Regions from separate parts of the Mus musculus genome. Here region 1 is linked to region 2. A link is a loop called in an ENCODE intact Hi-C map of the cell type or tissue named here. Cell type or tissue: left cerebral cortex. All regions are shown on one strand. Links, peaks and the distances in the headings refer to the core of each region. The heading gives the core; the rest is flanking DNA. Region 1 overlaps Depdc5 (DEP domain containing 5). Region 2 overlaps Depdc5 (DEP domain containing 5).

Region 1 (8,167 bases), core at 2,606-5,105, 55 kb after region 2:
AGCTCACTGCAGTGCTGTTAATATCTTGAGGGGCTACGGTTACCTCATTGTAACAGGATTGCTCCCAGGCATTGTAGCTGGTAGTTTCCCTGCCAGTTCTGACCTGGTCTTCTAAACCATCAACCTCAGTTGGTTACCATGGTTACAGGGGAAGTCCTAATTTAAAGGAATAGGACCCAAATCTAAAATTCAATTTTCTAGATTAGGTGCCTCTATTCTTCTTGTTTTCTTTACTTCTTGTAACAATGAGTATACACCTTAAAATCTGGAATAAATGTGGTTGGTATACGTGTGTATATATGTGAATGTGGGTGTGTGTTTGTGTATGTGGGTGTATGTATGTATCTTATGTGTGTTCATATGAGTGGGGGGGGGTGTCTCCCATCTATTTTAAAGAAAGTTCTAATTATGGACAGAGTAACAAAGCTACTCCATCCCTAGTTCTTGGGATGTCTCTATTGTTGTTGCCAGGACCCTCAAAATCTCCATCCATCCATCTCTGCTTCCTGTTGCTATGTAACAGAGTGCTTGGCCTTCCATCCATCCATCTCTGCTTCCTGTTGCTATGTGACAGTGCTTGGCCTTCCCACCTGCTTTCTGCTTTAGTCCTCAGCAGTTGCCCGTGGAAGAGGGAGGCTGGAGCAATCCCATTGGTGACAGAAGAGCAAATCCTCCTGCACTGCTCGCCTCTCCTTCCAAGCTGATGACTTCTCAAGAGTTTTTTGTTTTTTTTTTTTTACTTGCTTCGATTTCTTTACCCATAAAATGGAGCTTTCTTTCTTTAAAGGGAAATGGAAGGTTAGTGGTGTTAGAAACGGGGGTGAGGGAAGCTGTTATTCAAAAGCACCTAATGTACACTTCAGGTTTGTGTTTTAATATTCTTTCAGACCAGGTCTCATGGTACACACCTGTTAAGTAAGTAGGAGGGTCAGGGATTCAAAGCCATTTGGCCACTTAGAGGTTGAGGCCAGCCTGGGCTGTTTGAGACCCTGTTTCAGAAACAAATAATAAGCAAAAAAGTACTGGACTCTCCTCAGCTTGAGAATTAAGACATTAGCATAGCCGGACGTGGTGGCAAACGCCTTTAATCCCAGTACTCGGGAGGCAGAGGCAGACGAATTTCTGGACAACCAGGGCTACACAGAGAGACCCTGTCTCGAAAAACCAAAAAAAAAAAAAGACATTAGCAAAAGCCTCATTGAATTCTGAAGGTTACATTGGCTCCCGAGGACTCCACCTTTCTAGACGGTGGAGGAACTTGGAGAAGGATTATGGGGTACACAGCTGTCATTTCTATAACTGGTGGGGACTAAAGTTCAGATCCAGGAGACCGGAATTGTAAAGAGCAATGAAGAGAACAGTGTGAGTCTGTTACAGACCTTGTGATCACAGCTCAGCATTTATTCCTTATTCCTTTCAGGCTTTGAACCAGAGACATATTGGGATCGAATGCATCTTTTCCAGGAAGCCATTGCACACAGGTTTGTCCATTAGCAAGAAGGAACAGTGACCAGTATTCTTCTCCTCTAGCAGTTACTAGAGTGAAACCCAGCTCATTCTGTTCCGGAGGAAAAGGCTCTGTCCTTGTAGAGCAGTGGTTCTTCCTCTTCCTGATGCTGTGACCCTTCAACACAGTTCCTCGTGTTGTGCTGACCCCCAGCCACAACATTGTTCACAGATGTAATTGCTACTATTATGAATCCTAATGTAAATATCTGATATGCAGGACATCTGACATGCAGCCCCTGTGAAAGGGGCTGACCTCCAAGGGGTTGAGAACCACTGCTCTAGTGACAATCTCACTGCTTACCTCCACTCAGGCACAGAGAGAAATGCTGCCCTGCGGCCTGCGGCCACGCCGGCCTTGTCTCAGATTCGTTGCCTTGTTCTTTGTATGTAGCCTACAAAGAACCCAACTGTGCTATGGAGGAGACAGGTGAAAGGAGACATTGTAAACCTTGTCAGTAAACCTTCCCTATGTTTTAGAAAGCAATGGATGGTTTTGAAACAATGGGTGAAATTAGGTATTCCTTGGCACAGGACTTGTGCTCCAGGTAAGCTTTCCTGGGTTCCTCTGACTCGCAGCCGTCCTCACCAGTGCAGCAGCCACCTTGCTTCCAAGGATCACTTAGCTGGTGTCCACTCCTACTTATTCCTGTGGTTACACAAAGCCTCCTCTCACTGTTTCAGTTACCCTAGGCTTGAAGCACCTTCTTTGTATTGTCCTGTTGTCTTACATCTTCACTCCCACCCTGAGTGTTCCCACCCAACCCTCCCACCAGAGACTCACAAGGCTAGGGGTCTCTAACTTCTCTCCCCTAAGCTGGCTTTTCCCTACCTTGCACCTTACCATAAGATCTGAATGGTATGTATGTGTTCAAAGAAGGGTCTGGAATGAGTGCTGTGGTAACTCATTTCCTACTACTGCTAAAGGGATGTAGATCTGAGCAGAGGGGAGGGAGGAGGGAGGGAGAGAGGGAGGGAGGGGAGGGAGCACAGCAGTCACTGGGAAAAGACAGTGCTCTAGGAAGCAGGCTTGTCTGATCCACCTCCACCCACACTGCTGAGCCCATAGAAGTCCCATGGCTAGGCTTACAACATAGCCTTCCTTTTCTTGCCCCTCTGGGGTTTGCTGGCTCAGCTGGTAAATCTGCAAGAAACAGTTCTTATTACGATGCCCCAGCTAAAGTACAGCTGGTGTGCCTCTTCTTGACCAGTCTCTACACATTTTGACTAGGTGCCTCCTGGATTTGACCTTCATTTGCCAAATCTGCTTTTTTTCTTCACAGTGTCTTGTTCTCTAATCCTCCTTGATACAGGTCCTGGGGCTATCCTCTGTAAACTGTTGCCTGTTACTCTTCAGCCTCTTTCCTAATATCCAATTTTCTTACATGTCTTTAAAGCTGTCCCATGTGTGACTGACTACAGCAGACTCTGCTGTCTTATCTATCACGCTTCCTCTGTGCCTGTTAGTGTCTCCCTCTGCCAGGGACTCTCAGGTCCCTCTATTTAGAGTTTCTCTCTCTCTTTTCTTTCTCTCTCTCTTCTCTCTTCTCTCTCTCTCTCTCTCTCTCTCTCTCTCTCTCTCTCTCCTCCTTACAGGGGATTTCTGTGTCATTCTGGATGGCTTTGAACTCACAGTCTCCTGTCTCTGGCTCTCAAGTATTAAGATTACAGGATACTCCAGCATAACATGCTTTAAATTGCACTTTCCTCTTTTAAAAACTGTCAATCTAGAGTGCTTTGTAGGACCTAGGAGGGCAGAAGTTTAATTTTCCCCATCCATAGTGCCAGCAAAGTGCCTTTTTCAGAGTAGTTGTTCTGCTCGTAGCTTCTGTGTGCAGTACTGGGGGTGGGCCCAGGGCCCTGTGGGTGCTGGGTCAGCAGTCTCCCACGGGGCTACATCCCTGGTCCTGCCTGTGGCTTTGCATGGAGTGAAAGTCCAAGTGGAGATGTGACTCTGAAGTGATGGTCTACCCAAAGGTCCATCTCAGAAAACGCTAGAAAAGCTACCATACCCCTACCACATACCCCACCTCCAGTTCTGTGGTGGCTCCTAGCTCTTCTTCTAAATACTCTGGATAATTGGAGTGAGTATAGTACATCTTCTCTGAGGTGGATTGCCTTTGCTGCAATCCTGGGTTGCCCCAAGTGGAGGTTTGTTTGATTTAGTTTGTTTTTTGTTGTTTGTTTGGGGTTTTGGGGAAAAGGGGTCTCACTATGTAACCCTGGCTGGCCTGGAACTCGGTTTTGTAAACTATGCTGGCCTTGAGATCTGCCTGTCTGGGGCTAAAGTGCTGGGGTTGAAGGCATGAACCACAATGCCTGGCTAAATTGGGTTCTTAAAAAAAATAAACATCTTGGGGCTGGAGAAATGGCCAGCAACTGAGAGTATTTGCTGCTCCTTGTAGAGGACTCAGGTTTGGTTCCCAGCACCCACCCTGGGCAGCTCACCACTGCCTGTAACTCCAGCTCCAGAGGATCCAGCACCCCCTTCTGGCCTCCTAGGGCACTTGTACTCATGTGCACATGCAGACAAGCAAGGACACATACATACACACAATAAAATAAAGGTCTTAGGCTAGGGGTGTGGATCGGGTGGTGGATGCTCATCTAGCATGCAGCAAGCACTACAGGAAACGGCCCAGTGGTGCACACCTGCCACCCAGCACTCCACAGGTAGTAGCAGGAAGGCAGTGGGAAAGGTTTTTAGCCTCAGCTGAAGTATGAATTTGAGGCCTGCCTGGGATGCCTAACCCTGTCTCAAAAGTAAAAGGGTCTTTCCTGGTGACCTAAAGGAGAAATGAGATAGGCCTCTGGTCCACCTGATCATGCTAAATACATCAGTTGGCTTGGTTAGAAAGTAAGAAAGAAATCGAAGTGTCCTGTAGATGCTCTCCATCGAGTTTGCATACTTGATGTGCATGTAGGGGAGACAAGCCTAGAGCTGGCAGCTTGGAGGATACAGCACAGCACTTCCCCAGCCAGCTCAGTCTAGGAAAGAAGACACATTTTACCTCCTACAACGATGCCTCTATTACGTAAACGCTCAGACACAGAGGGCAGAATCTGGGCACATCTGTTAGCACGTCCTTTACAGCTCTTAGCAGGTGGGGCTAGAATAAATGTGCTTTATGGAAATAGAAAAGCCAGGAATAGAACAAGCTATAGATAAGAAGTGGAACAGGGCAAGTCACAGATGAGGAGTGGTTTCTGTTCACTTCCCATCTCTAGAGCACAGCAGAGCAAAGAGCCTTGGGCTCCTCCTCGCCTTTGTGAGAAGAGTTTTAAGCTACTTCATTCCATGTCAGTGAGCGCCTTTACTGAGAATCGTTTCAATGTCAGCATGACAACAGTCAGGTGTGACAGGAAAACCTAAGACAGGATGGGGGTTGGTGAGCAGCCTGCCGGGACAGACTCCACAAGAGGCAGAATGAACACTAAGTAGGGACCACAGAGGGGAGGACATGTGGGAAGGGAAGGTGCTACGTGGGAGCGGAGGCTGGGTAGATTGCTGCAGTCACCGCAGGGCAGGCTAAACCATGAGCAGGAGAGCCGCAGCCTCCCAAGGTGAAAGGCAGATAGTGAGAACAACAATCTGTAGCCCGCATGTTCCACACCAGAGGCCTTTGCACATTCTGGCACACCCTTACCTGTCAAGAGTTCAGCTGCACACTGCTCCCTGTTTCTCTAGCTAATGAGACAATGTGTCTGTCCTTACCGTAGGTTTGGATTTGTGCAAGATAAATATTCTGTCTCCGCTTTTAACTTCCCTGCTGAGAATAAGCCACAGTATATCCATGTCACAGGTGAGGCGCTGTGGGTGGGTGCACGAGGCCCTGCCCGAGCCTTCAGGGTAGGACCACCAGAGCCTGCTGCAGGTGTTCACCACAGCTCCACTCAGGCATGGTCTCTCCCTTCAGGAACGGTGTTCCTTCAGCTGCCGTACTCCAAACGCAAGTTTTCAGGGCAGCAGCGGCGGCGACGGAACTCTACCAGCTCCACCAACCAAAACATGTTCTGTGAGGAGCGGGTTGGCTACAACTGGGCCTACAACACCATGCTGACCAAGACATGGCGCTCTAGTGCCACAGGGGACGAGAAGTTTGCTGATCGGCTGCTGAAGGACTTCACGGATTTCTGCATCAACCGTGACAACCGACTGGTCACGTTCTGGACAAACTGCCTGGAGAAGATGCATGCCAGTGCTCCATGAAGCCAGGCTGCTTCTCTTAAGAGAGGCTGTGGGTATGCTGGAGCTGGCCTTCCGGTCAGGCTCTGGGCAGCAGGTGTCAGGCTGCTCCTATCAGTGAGTGGGGCCACTGCTGATATTTGGCCTCTGCACAAGTGTGAGTGAAGAGAAAGATTGGAAGCAGCTGCTGCCGCTACCGCCAACCAAATCTTGCCAATCCTGTCCCTGAAGCAGGGGGAGGCACAGATTGTCCGTGGGAGTGAGTCAGTGTCTGGGAGTGGGGTAGGCAGCTTCCATTAGGGTCCTTTTCCTTCACCAGCAGTGGGATATTCGGAACAGAACCTCCTGCTTTCTGCCCAAGAGTGTGTGTATGAGGTAAATCTGTGGCATAATGTACCATTGGCTCACACCAGCTGTACATATGTGTACATAGCAGAATCTAATAAAGCCCTCCCTCCCTCCCTCCCTCCCTCCCTCTCTCCCTCCCCCGGTGTCTGTTCCCAGCCTTGTTGGTAGCCAGGCCAGTCAGGTCACCTCAGGTGGCCAGAGGGCTTCAGGACACACTGGTCTTGAGTCTGGCTCTGAGCTGGCTTGATAGGTTTCTTTTTCAAAGTCCTTGGGCAAGAACAAGGATCTTCTGGACAGGACAGGACTACTGAGCAGACAGTACAGTACAGTATAGTAAGAAGCTCTAGGCTTGTCATGTCAGAAATATGCCTCGTTAAGTGGATGGGCCAGCTCAGGGAAGCAGACATCACGGCATTCCCTACACGTCCAGTGAGTGCTTTTCGCTCTAGACTGCTCAGGGAAGGCAAAGACCGAAGACCATGACTACTGCTTCCTCCTATACTAGAGTTAATCACACACCCCATTGATGTACCTTTTTTTTTTAAAGATTTTATTCATGTATTTGGTATATATGATAAATACACTGTAGCTATCTTCAGACACCAGAACAGGGCATCGGATCCCATTACAGATGGTTCTGAGCCACCATGTGCTTGCTGGGATTTGAACTCAGGACCTCTGGGAGAGCAGTCAGTGCTCTTAACCTCTGAGCCATCTCTCCAGCCCCTTGATGTACCTTACCTTCTTTACCTCTCCTGGGCCCTATGTACAACTCCAGGTCCAGCCTTCCTTGTTTCTCTTCTCTCCAGGAAACCTAACTTGTCTCTGGTTCATCCTACTGCACTCTCCTGGGAAACTAGGGTTTTGTTGGGTTTTTGTTTTTTAAAAAAACTACTCCAAGCAGGTACAGCAGCTTCCTGTAATACCAGTGTTTAGGAGACTGAGGTAGGCTGGCCTCCATAGTGTGTACTTAGCAAAGTTGAGCTTTACAATGAGACTGTCTCAGAAAGTCTCACTTTGGGGCTGGAAAGATGACTCAGTTAAGAGCATTTGACTGATCTTACAGAGCACCTGAGTTCAGTGCCAGCGTGAGGTCACTCACAGCCATCCATACCTGGAGTTCCAGGGGACTCCACACCCTCTTCTGACCTTCTTTTGCATCGGGCACACATGTGGTACATATACATATATCCACATATATAATACGTGCAAGCAAAGCACTCACATAAAACAAAAATAAATCTTAAAATCAAACAGACAGCTCCACTCCATTTAGACTTGCCACTTAGAATTCTCTTGACTACCTGACTCCAAAAACCTTCAGTATGGTGCTGGAGATGCAGATCAGAGCCAGCATAGCAGGCACCAGGCTCTGGACTCAATTCACAACACTACAAAAGTAAAACCAAGTATTGTCTTGCCTAGTGGGCTGTTCTCACAGCTGCCTTGGGAGTTGTGCATTCCCTTGAACCAGCTCAAATCTTCTGCGTACACTGTTCCAAGCTGCACTCATCGGGAACTTCTAATCACAGCTATTAAGTCCTGTATGTAAAGGTTTTTTTTTTTTAAAGGTGTGTGTGTGTTGTGTGTGTGTATGGGTGCATCGTTAGGTCAAAAGAGAGGACATCAGATCCCCTGGAACTAGAGTCTAGACGGTCGTGAGCCACCATTTGGGTGCTGGGTTGGGAACCTGGGTCCTCCCAGAGCTCCAAGTGCTCTTACTGGCTGAGCCATGTCCCTAGCTCCTGCATGTGAAGCTTTTGAGAGAGTAAGCTGTTAACGTGTGAAAGTGTGATCCATGGGAAGTAAGCCTAAAAAAAACTTAGCTTCACACACACACATACTTTTCTTCCCATGAATATTGCTCCTCCTTGATGTCAGCCTTCTTGTCAGTGGGAGCTGTCTGGAGTAACTGGGGGGTTGAGGCAGGTACAGCTGGACTTTGTGGAGTGTACCTGTAACCGCAGCACTTGAGAAGACTAAAGGAGAGGGAAGAAGGTTGCTGTGATTTTGAGGTCACTCCAGGACACACACAGTAAGACACTGTCCCAAGCAAATAAGCACACACAAACAAAAAGGATGTTTTCGTTTGAAAGAGCTTAGTACTGAAAAGAGAGTAAATCAAGT
Region 2 (8,167 bases), core at 2,383-4,882:
GCTCAGTTGGTGGAGTGCTGGGTCCAGGGTCCCATGCCTGTCCTACATGAAAAGCTGGGATTGGTGGAAGTAGATGCCAACAGAAAATGAACTCAGTGGCATCTTTGGAGGCTACATATCTTATAATGTCATAAATGTCATGTCGGTCAGGGCTTTTAAAACATTTTCCTTATTGTGTTTATATATATGTGTGTTTCTTTTACTGTATAGATCCTTTGTGTATATATTATTGCTTCCAGTGTTTTTATGGGATCCCTGATAGTGTGAACAAGTAGTCTAGGATCTCTATCTGTTTCTTGTGCCTTTTTAAAGGCTCTTTTCCTGTTTTGTTCTATTCTTATGTATTAGTTTTTGTTTATATTATATCTTATTATTATTCCTTAGAAGCATGTTTGCTTTCTAATGAGAGACAAAAGGAAATGGATCCGGATGAGAGGGGAGGTAGGAAGGAACCAGGAGAAGTAGAGGGAGGGAAAACAATAATTATGATAGTATGTGAGGAAAAATAGATCTTTTGTTTGCTTGTTTTGAGACAGGGTTTCTCTGTGTGGCTCTGGCAGCCCCAGAATTCACTGTGTAGACCAGTCTGGCCTTGAACTCAAAATCCACCTGCCTCTGTCCACTGAGTGCTAGGATTAAAGGCGTGCACCACCATCCCCTGCTTTGGTTTGAATTGCTTTGCTTTGCTTTTTTCTAAATATTTATTTATTTATTTATTTATTTATTTATTTATTCTATTCATGTGAGTACATCGTAGCTGTCTTCAGGCATACCAGAAGAGGGCATCAGATCCTATCACAGATGGTTGTGAGCCACCATGTGGTTGCTGGGATTTGAACTCAGGACCTCTTAACCACTGAGCCATCTCTCTAGCCCCCCCCCAGCTTTTATTTTCAATAAGAGGAAGAAAAATCCAAGTAGAAGAAAAGGAAGGGAGGGATGGGGAGAGGGAAGAGGAAGAAAGGAAGGGAAAGAAGCTGGGCTTAGGGAGTTACAGAGTTGGCTCAGCAGGTAGGAGCTCTTGGTGCTTTATAGAGGTTGTGATTCCCATATGGTGGCTTGCAACCATCTGTAACTCAAGTTCCAGTTGTCTGATGCTCTCTTCTGACTTCTGTGGGCACCAGGCATGAATATGGTGCACAAACATACATGTAGGCAAAACTGTTTGTAAAATTGAATAAGCAGAGAAACTGGGCTCAGCCCTGGGAGAGAGGAAGGAGGTCTGCAAATTCAGGACCATTCTCTGCTGCCGGCGAGCGTGAGGTCAGCACGGGACACAAGAGACCCTGCCTGGCAATAACAGACAAAACAGGCGCAAACGCATCTCACTGTTTAATTTGCTGTTTCCTAAGTGGACACTGGTGTGGAATCTATTTTTAAATGTGCTCGTTTGCCTTCTGTGTGTGGTGTTGAAGGGTCTATTTAAATATTTTGTTCATTTATTTATTGGGTTGTTAATTTTCTTCCTCTTGAGTTTTGAGAGATCTCTTTATATTCCAGATGCAAGTCCTTTTTCCAGATTATGTGATTTTTCAAGTGCTTTCTCCTGTGTTATTGCTTTTTTTTTCTCTAAAGATTCACAAAGAATTTATAAATACATGTTATAGTTGAGAGGGATTCCAGTGACACAGAGGTATATGGAGTAAAAGGTTGAAACTCTGGGGCTGGAGCAAGGCTCAGCAGCTGAGTCTGTGATGCTCTTGCAGAGGACCTGGGTCCTGTTCCTCATCCCCACACAACAGCTCCCAGTGTCTGAGAGGATCTGATGTCCTCCTCTAGCCGCCATGTGCTTCAGGCACACACAAGATGCACATGTATATGAGCAGGTACTCACACACATAAAAACAAATAATCCTAAAACAAAGTCCTGCGTTTTACTTACATCCTCCCTTGAGCTTTCTGTGTGGAGGCAGCTCATGTTGGTTATGTTTTGAGGCCCTTTCCAATATTCCTCTTTATAGTCTGCTTTTTTATTAAATAGTTATGTTTTCTAAGTGACATTTGGTTGTGTGTGTTTTTTAAATTAGCTATGTCCTTTCATATTTAAGTTTCATTTTAAATCTTTTTCAGACTAATTATATTTAGGTAGAATTTTTTGTTAGTCTGTTAAGTGTAGTAAATTTTTATGTCTTATGTTATATTCTTTTTTTTTAATTTCACATATATGGGTACACTGTCGCTGTCTTCAGACACACTGGAGGACAACATCGGATCCCATTACAGATGGTTGTGAGCCACCATGTGGTTGCTGAGAATCAAACTCAGGACCTCTGGACGAGCAGTCAGTGCTCTTAACTGCTGAGCCATGTCTCTAGCATGTGTTATATTTTTAAAAGCTATGATTTGGGAAAGAGTTACAGAAGTTCAGGTTAAACAAGTGCACAATATTTAATTAGGTTATTTTATCTTTGCTAAAAATTAATTGGTTAAAATGACTTTAAAATGTGTCAATTTCCTTAAAATAAGTAGCAGTTTGCTTTGCAGAAAAAGCTTATCAGACAAAAAGAATGGTTTTGATAACATTGAAGTTCTGGTTCATTCCTAAATTCTAAGTTGTTCATATTTTTCTGTGGCTGATTCTTTTGGGCCATTTGAAATACCCATTTCATAATTGGCACTTGGTTTGTGTTTGTATTTTTAACTTTATTTTGAGCTTTTTCAACCACAAGTATAAGAACTTTTTTGTCGAGTAACTTTGACTCACACAAGCCACCTTTTCTTTCTCTAGGTGTGAATCCTAGGACCCAGAACAAGGACTCCCTAGAGGACAGTGTTTCTACCTCTCCAGACCCAAGTAAGAAGGGCTGACGGACTAGTGAGAGGGCAGGCGATGGGGACTGTGGACTGTGGAGTAGTGAGGGCAGGAGCAAGCCCTGTGGGAAGACAGTCGTCCAGAAAGCCACGTTCTCTGTCAGGAAGCTGATATGTGAGGGACTCTTGAGTCTCTCTGATGCCAAGTGAGAGAAGTGGGCGGAATGACCTGCTCCAGGATGTGTAATTCAGGACACACGGCAAGGAGTAGACTTCCCCAGAAGACCCTCTCGCCGGGCAGAAGCCAACCTTAGCTCTTAGACCTAATACTAGCTCTGGGAGAAAAATCAGAAAGAAATAACGGCTATAACTAGAGTCCTTCAGATACACTTATAGTTGAAAACATTTGACTAGGTCACATTTGTCTATTAAATAGCTGAGCAGTTAGAGAGAACCTTTACTAGAATACGGGGAACCGTTTACCACTGCACTGCTTTATTCTGTGTGGCTGTGGCTGTGTAGCTCTGGGTCTTTTTGACTCCATTGATGTTTAATGAACTGAATCCTTTTACAATTTTTCATGTCCCTATTGCTCACTTTTTTAAGTCAAAAAATATTTATTTTACACATTTGTGTGGTTGCACACATAAGCCATAGCATATGCACATGGAGGCTAGAAGACACCCATGGGAGCTGGCTCTCTGCTGCTGCTGGGTGGATCCAGGGATCAAGCACAGGTTATCGGCTTCAGTGGAAAGTACCTCATGCCATTGAGCTATCATGCCAGCCCCAAAGCTTGTTCTTTTTTCTCTCTTTTAGTTTTTTTAAAGATTTATTTGTACTGTGTGTATGAGTACACTGTACTTGTCTTCAGACACCAGAAGAGGGCGCCAGGTCTCATTGTGGGTGGTTGTGAGCCACCATGTGGTTGCCAGGAATTGAACTCAGGAACACTAGAAGAGCAGTCAGTGCTCTTAACAGATGAGCCATCTCTCCAGCCTTCTTTTATTCTTTCTTTTTAAAAATTGTTTGTTTTTGTTTTTTGTTTTTTGTTTTTACTATTTTGTTTGTATGGGTGTTTTGTCTGCATGTGTATGTCTGTGTGCCACATGCATGCCTGATGTTTGAGGAGGTGGTGAGCCCCCACATGGGTGCTGAGAATCAAACCCTGGCCCTTTGCAAGAACAAGTGTTCTTCTTAACCACAGAGCCAACTCTCTACCATCCCCCCTTTGTTTGTTTGTTTTAATTTTATTAAGCTTAGTGTGGTAACACAGGGCTTTAATCCCAGCACTTGGGAAGCCTGGTGTAAGTAGGAGTTCCAGGCCAGCTAGGGCTACATAGTAAGATACTGTCTCAAAACAAAACAACAACAACAAAAAAAAACACAGAAAATGTGAAGTTATTTTTAATTATATCATCAAACATATGATTATATTTGGGTTTTAGTAATTATTTTTATTAGTAACCATTTGTATAGTTTCCAGGTTTGTTTTGTTTTTTAAGCTAGGGTTTCTCAGTATAACTGGTTATGAACTTGTATTAACCATCCTGTCTCTGCTTTCCCAGTGCTGGGACTACAGACATATGCTATCATGCCCAGCAGAAATCACTGCTGCGAGACTCAGAAAGGTAGTGAGGGCTGGTGTGTCCAAGACAACATAAAGAGGTAGCTGGCTTTCATTTCTCACTACCTCACAGTGGCTTGACTACGACTCTTCTGGTTTTATCCAGGAAGTAGGGATAAGCACAGCTTCTTATTTGTCATGTGGGGAAGTTGGGGTGCAATTTCTGCTGTTTGGGGGTGTATTTTGAATTTTGAGGTACTAATGACTCTGTGAGCCCTGCATAGAGTTAGGCCTATGCCCAGTGGTGGTCTTCCCCAGGGCCTAAGGCACTCTGTCCCTGTACTTAGCACACACGCCTTTTTCATCCATGGGAGAGTGATGTGAGGCTGACGGAGCCCTGGGGAAATACACTGTGTTGTAAGCTCCTTACTGCTCATACACTGCATTTACAGTGTACACTGTGAAACTGTCCCACTCAGTACTCTTGGGTGTGGAGGGGTTGTTGTTACTGCCCTTGTTTGTTTCCTTTTATAGATTTTATAAAAGTCTGCACTTAAAAGATCTTAAAGGCTGGGCAGTGGTGGGGCAGTGGTGGCACATGCCTTTAATCCCAGCCCTTGGGAGGCAGAGACAGGCGGATTTCTGAGTTCAAGGCCAGCCTGGTCTATAGAGTAAGTTCCAGAACAGCAAGGGCTATACAGAGAAACCCTGTCTCGAAAAACCAAAAAAAAATAAAAAATTTAAAAAATAAATCTTAAAGATTGAGTCAGTTTTACATAGAGAGATAGCTACCTGTCTATTTTCATCATTCAAGTGAAACACTTGAGGGGGAAACATTTATTCAAAAGTGGTTTAGAGCCTGGTGTGTAGCACACACTGTACCCCAGCCTTCTGGAAGCTCCAAGAGAAGGATTACAAGTTCAAGGTTAACCTGGGATGCATAGCAAGCCTCTGAGAGAGAGGAGGAAGGAGGAGAGAGAGATTACTGTGGTGCTGGCTCTGGCAAGCGCTCACCAACTGCATCCCACGGCGGTGGATGGCATCATGATTAGAAAGCCGGAGAGAGCTCGTGCAGTAAGTTGTAGCTAGAGCAGAGTAGGGCAAGGACTGTCCGAGCTGCCTCTAGTTCACTGTTAAAGCGTCCATATTTCTCATATTTCCACCAGTGCATGAATCTAGTGGAACAAACCACATAGAGCGGCCTTTGTACTTTAACTCAGTGGTCTTAAATCCAAGCCAGACTTGTGTCTGTATCATTTCTGGTTTTCACAGTAGAGCACCTTGCTGGCATCTTGTGAGTAGAGTCCAGTGTTGCTCTTCAGCATCTCTCATTGTCCAGCACAGCCTCCTATAACAGACTAGCCTGGTCCAAAATGTCAGGAGTTAGTTACCAGTGTTGAAAACCTGCTTTATCTAGGGAGCAGATGTCAAACTCGTGTCTCCTAAATTCCAGCCTTGTAACTGTCCCAGACGTCCTCCTTTGGTTTCCCCTCCTATCCTGAATCTATTACTTGTGATTCTGAAAGTGTTCCTGTTTCTGCTGCTATTTGCTATTTTGCTCCCAATTAGGCTGAGCTTTCTTCCTTTTCTACCCAGACACTCTGCAGCCCTCGAAAGGAGAAGCTCTACCCTGAGCCTCTCTTCTGTCCTCAGAATGTTAATTTGCTTTGATATATAACCCTGCCTGCCCTGCAGTAACCTCACTGGCATTTCAGCTCTAGCTCATGATCAGCAGAAAATGAAAAATAAGCGGCTGTGAATCCCATTTGCATGATGGGATTGGATAAGCATGTGTTGCGTTATCTAACAAACTCTGTTTCTCTCTCTTTCTCCCTCCCCCATCCCCTTCCCTCTGCTCCCTCTCTATCCTGGCAATTTCGATCACCTTTTACCATGAACTTCACACCCACCCTCTCCCTTCCTCCCATACCCAAACCTGCCGTGGTGACCACATATACCTTTTCCCCGTTATGCGAGGCAGTTCTGACACTGTCTGCTCCCCCTGTAGTGCCAGGCTTCTGTTGCACAGTTGGAGTGGATTGGAAGTCTCTTACTACTCCTGCATGCCTTCCCCTCACCACTGACTACTTCCCGGACCGTCAGGGCCTGCAGAATGACTACACAGAGGGCTGCTATGATCTCCTCCCAGAAGCAGACATGGACAGGTCAGTGCCTGGAACAAAAGCAGCCAGCTTTGTTTGTGAGGGTTATGGGTATATTGGAACACATGCGTAGAGAGAAGAACACTGAGGTTTGAAGCCTTTCGTGTCCTCCTTTAGTATTTGGGAAATCTGATGGTGCAAGAACTGCAAGTTTCTCTCAGTGTTGACATGAGCAGTTTGTCTTCCTGGATAACGTATTTGCTAAGGAAGTTGTTTTGGGCACACTACATCTGATTGTATTTTCTAAGGTTATTCTTTTTTTCTGTCTTCTTTCTCTACCTTGTTAAACTGATCATTTCTCCTAAAGCTGGTGTATAGGTTAGGGATTTTATGAGTTGCTGTAGAGTGATAATCTGGGATGAAACAAGAGAAGAGGCGCAGTGACTGTTTGTATCACTGCCCAAGGTCAAGCATGCTCACACACTCGCTCATTTCTTTTCCAGGAGGGATGAGGAGGGTGTTCAAATGACAGCCCAGCAAGTGTTTGAAGAGTTCATCTGCCAGCGTCTCATGCAGGGTTACCAAATCATAGTACAGCCAAAGACCCAGAAACCCAACACCACAGTCCCACCCCCATTGAGCAGTAGCCCACTCTATAGCAGAGGTAAGTGATTCTCCTAAAATTATACTCTTTTCTTCTAAATCCTGAGAGTAGGTTTTCTTTCGTTTGATTATTGTCTTAGTTGATGTGATAAAACACTATGACCAAAGCAAGTTGGGGAGGAAAGTGTTTATTTGGCTTAAACACATCACTGTTTATCACTGAAGGATGTCAGCACAGGAATTCACACAAGGCAGGAGGAACCCGAAGACAAGAGCTGATGCAGAGGCCATAGAGAAATACTGCTTACTGGCTTGCTCCCAATGGCTTGCTCAGCCTGCTTTCTTCTTATAAAACCCAGGACCACCAGCCCAGGGATGGCCCCACCCACAATGAGCTGGTCCTCCCCCACCAATCACTAATTAAGAAACTGCTTGGTAGGCTTGCCTACAGCCAGATCTCATGGAGACATTTGCTCACTGAGGCTCCCTTCTGTCTGATGACTATAGCTTATGTCAAGTTGACATAGAAACCAACTGGCACTTCAGCCCTTTTGAGGGTGGTGCAGCTCAGTGGTAGCATGCTTGTTGAGCATGCATTAGGCCCTGGGTTCCATCACTAGCACCCAAACACAGAGAAACAACAATGGCAAAGAAAACCATTTCAGTTAGGTTTGGTGGCCCAAACATGGTGAGATACATGTCAGCATCCGCTACAAAGTAATTCCCTATTCCAAAACCAGCACAGAAGACCCAACTCTAAGAGCTGGAGAGATGGCTCAGTGGTTAAGAGCACTGGCTGCTTTGCAGAAGGCCCTGGTCTCTCGTTCCTAGCTTTCACATGGTGGCTTACTGCCAGTGGTACACATACTGTTAATCCCACTAAAGAAGAGTAAAACCATTACCCAAATTCTTTGTTCAAATTAAGTAAACTTTATTTTCTGTCAGACTGGGCTATATCCCTAAAGCAGGCTTTTGGAAAAATATCATCAAACACAGGAGGAGGTGGGGTTTATAAAGCCATATAGCCAAAAACAAAAGAAAACAAAAAATCACTATAAGAATAGGGGGGTTGAGGAATTTCCAGAGGAATTTTGGTTACATACAAACTTGGCTAAGCAGTTCAAAACTATTTGGAAGAACATCT

Evidence for each region. Peaks named below come from ENCODE experiments on the same cell type or tissue, not always from the same donor. Only the 100,000 strongest peaks of a DNase experiment are listed, where the experiment ranks them.
Region 1: it touches region 2 in a loop (2.2-fold over the local background); 3 of 42 quality-filtered maps call a loop at or near these places.

Annotation. Positions count from the first base shown.
Region 1 is chr5:32,985,516-32,993,682 of GRCm38, forward strand. It overlaps Depdc5 (DEP domain containing 5), which reads left to right. Exons shown (of 43, transcript NM_001170567.1): 41 at 1,421-1,481; 42 at 5,227-5,309; 43 at 5,424-8,167. The coding sequence ends at 5,716. Among named protein-coding and RNA genes, the nearest start is that of Ywhah, 29 kb to the right of the region's middle. In left cerebral cortex, for the core only: a CTCF peak has its summit at 3,998 (motif pointing left); DNase peaks (open chromatin) are centred at 4,573 and 4,912; H3K27ac peaks cover 2,395 bases.
Region 2 is chr5:32,931,222-32,939,388 of GRCm38, forward strand. It overlaps Depdc5 (DEP domain containing 5), which reads left to right. Exons shown (of 43, transcript NM_001170567.1): 25 at 2,729-2,794; 26 at 6,327-6,483; 27 at 6,924-7,084. Among named protein-coding and RNA genes, the nearest start is that of Depdc5, 72 kb to the left of the region's middle. In left cerebral cortex, for the core only: a CTCF peak has its summit at 3,640 (motif pointing right); no DNase peak of the experiment used is centred there.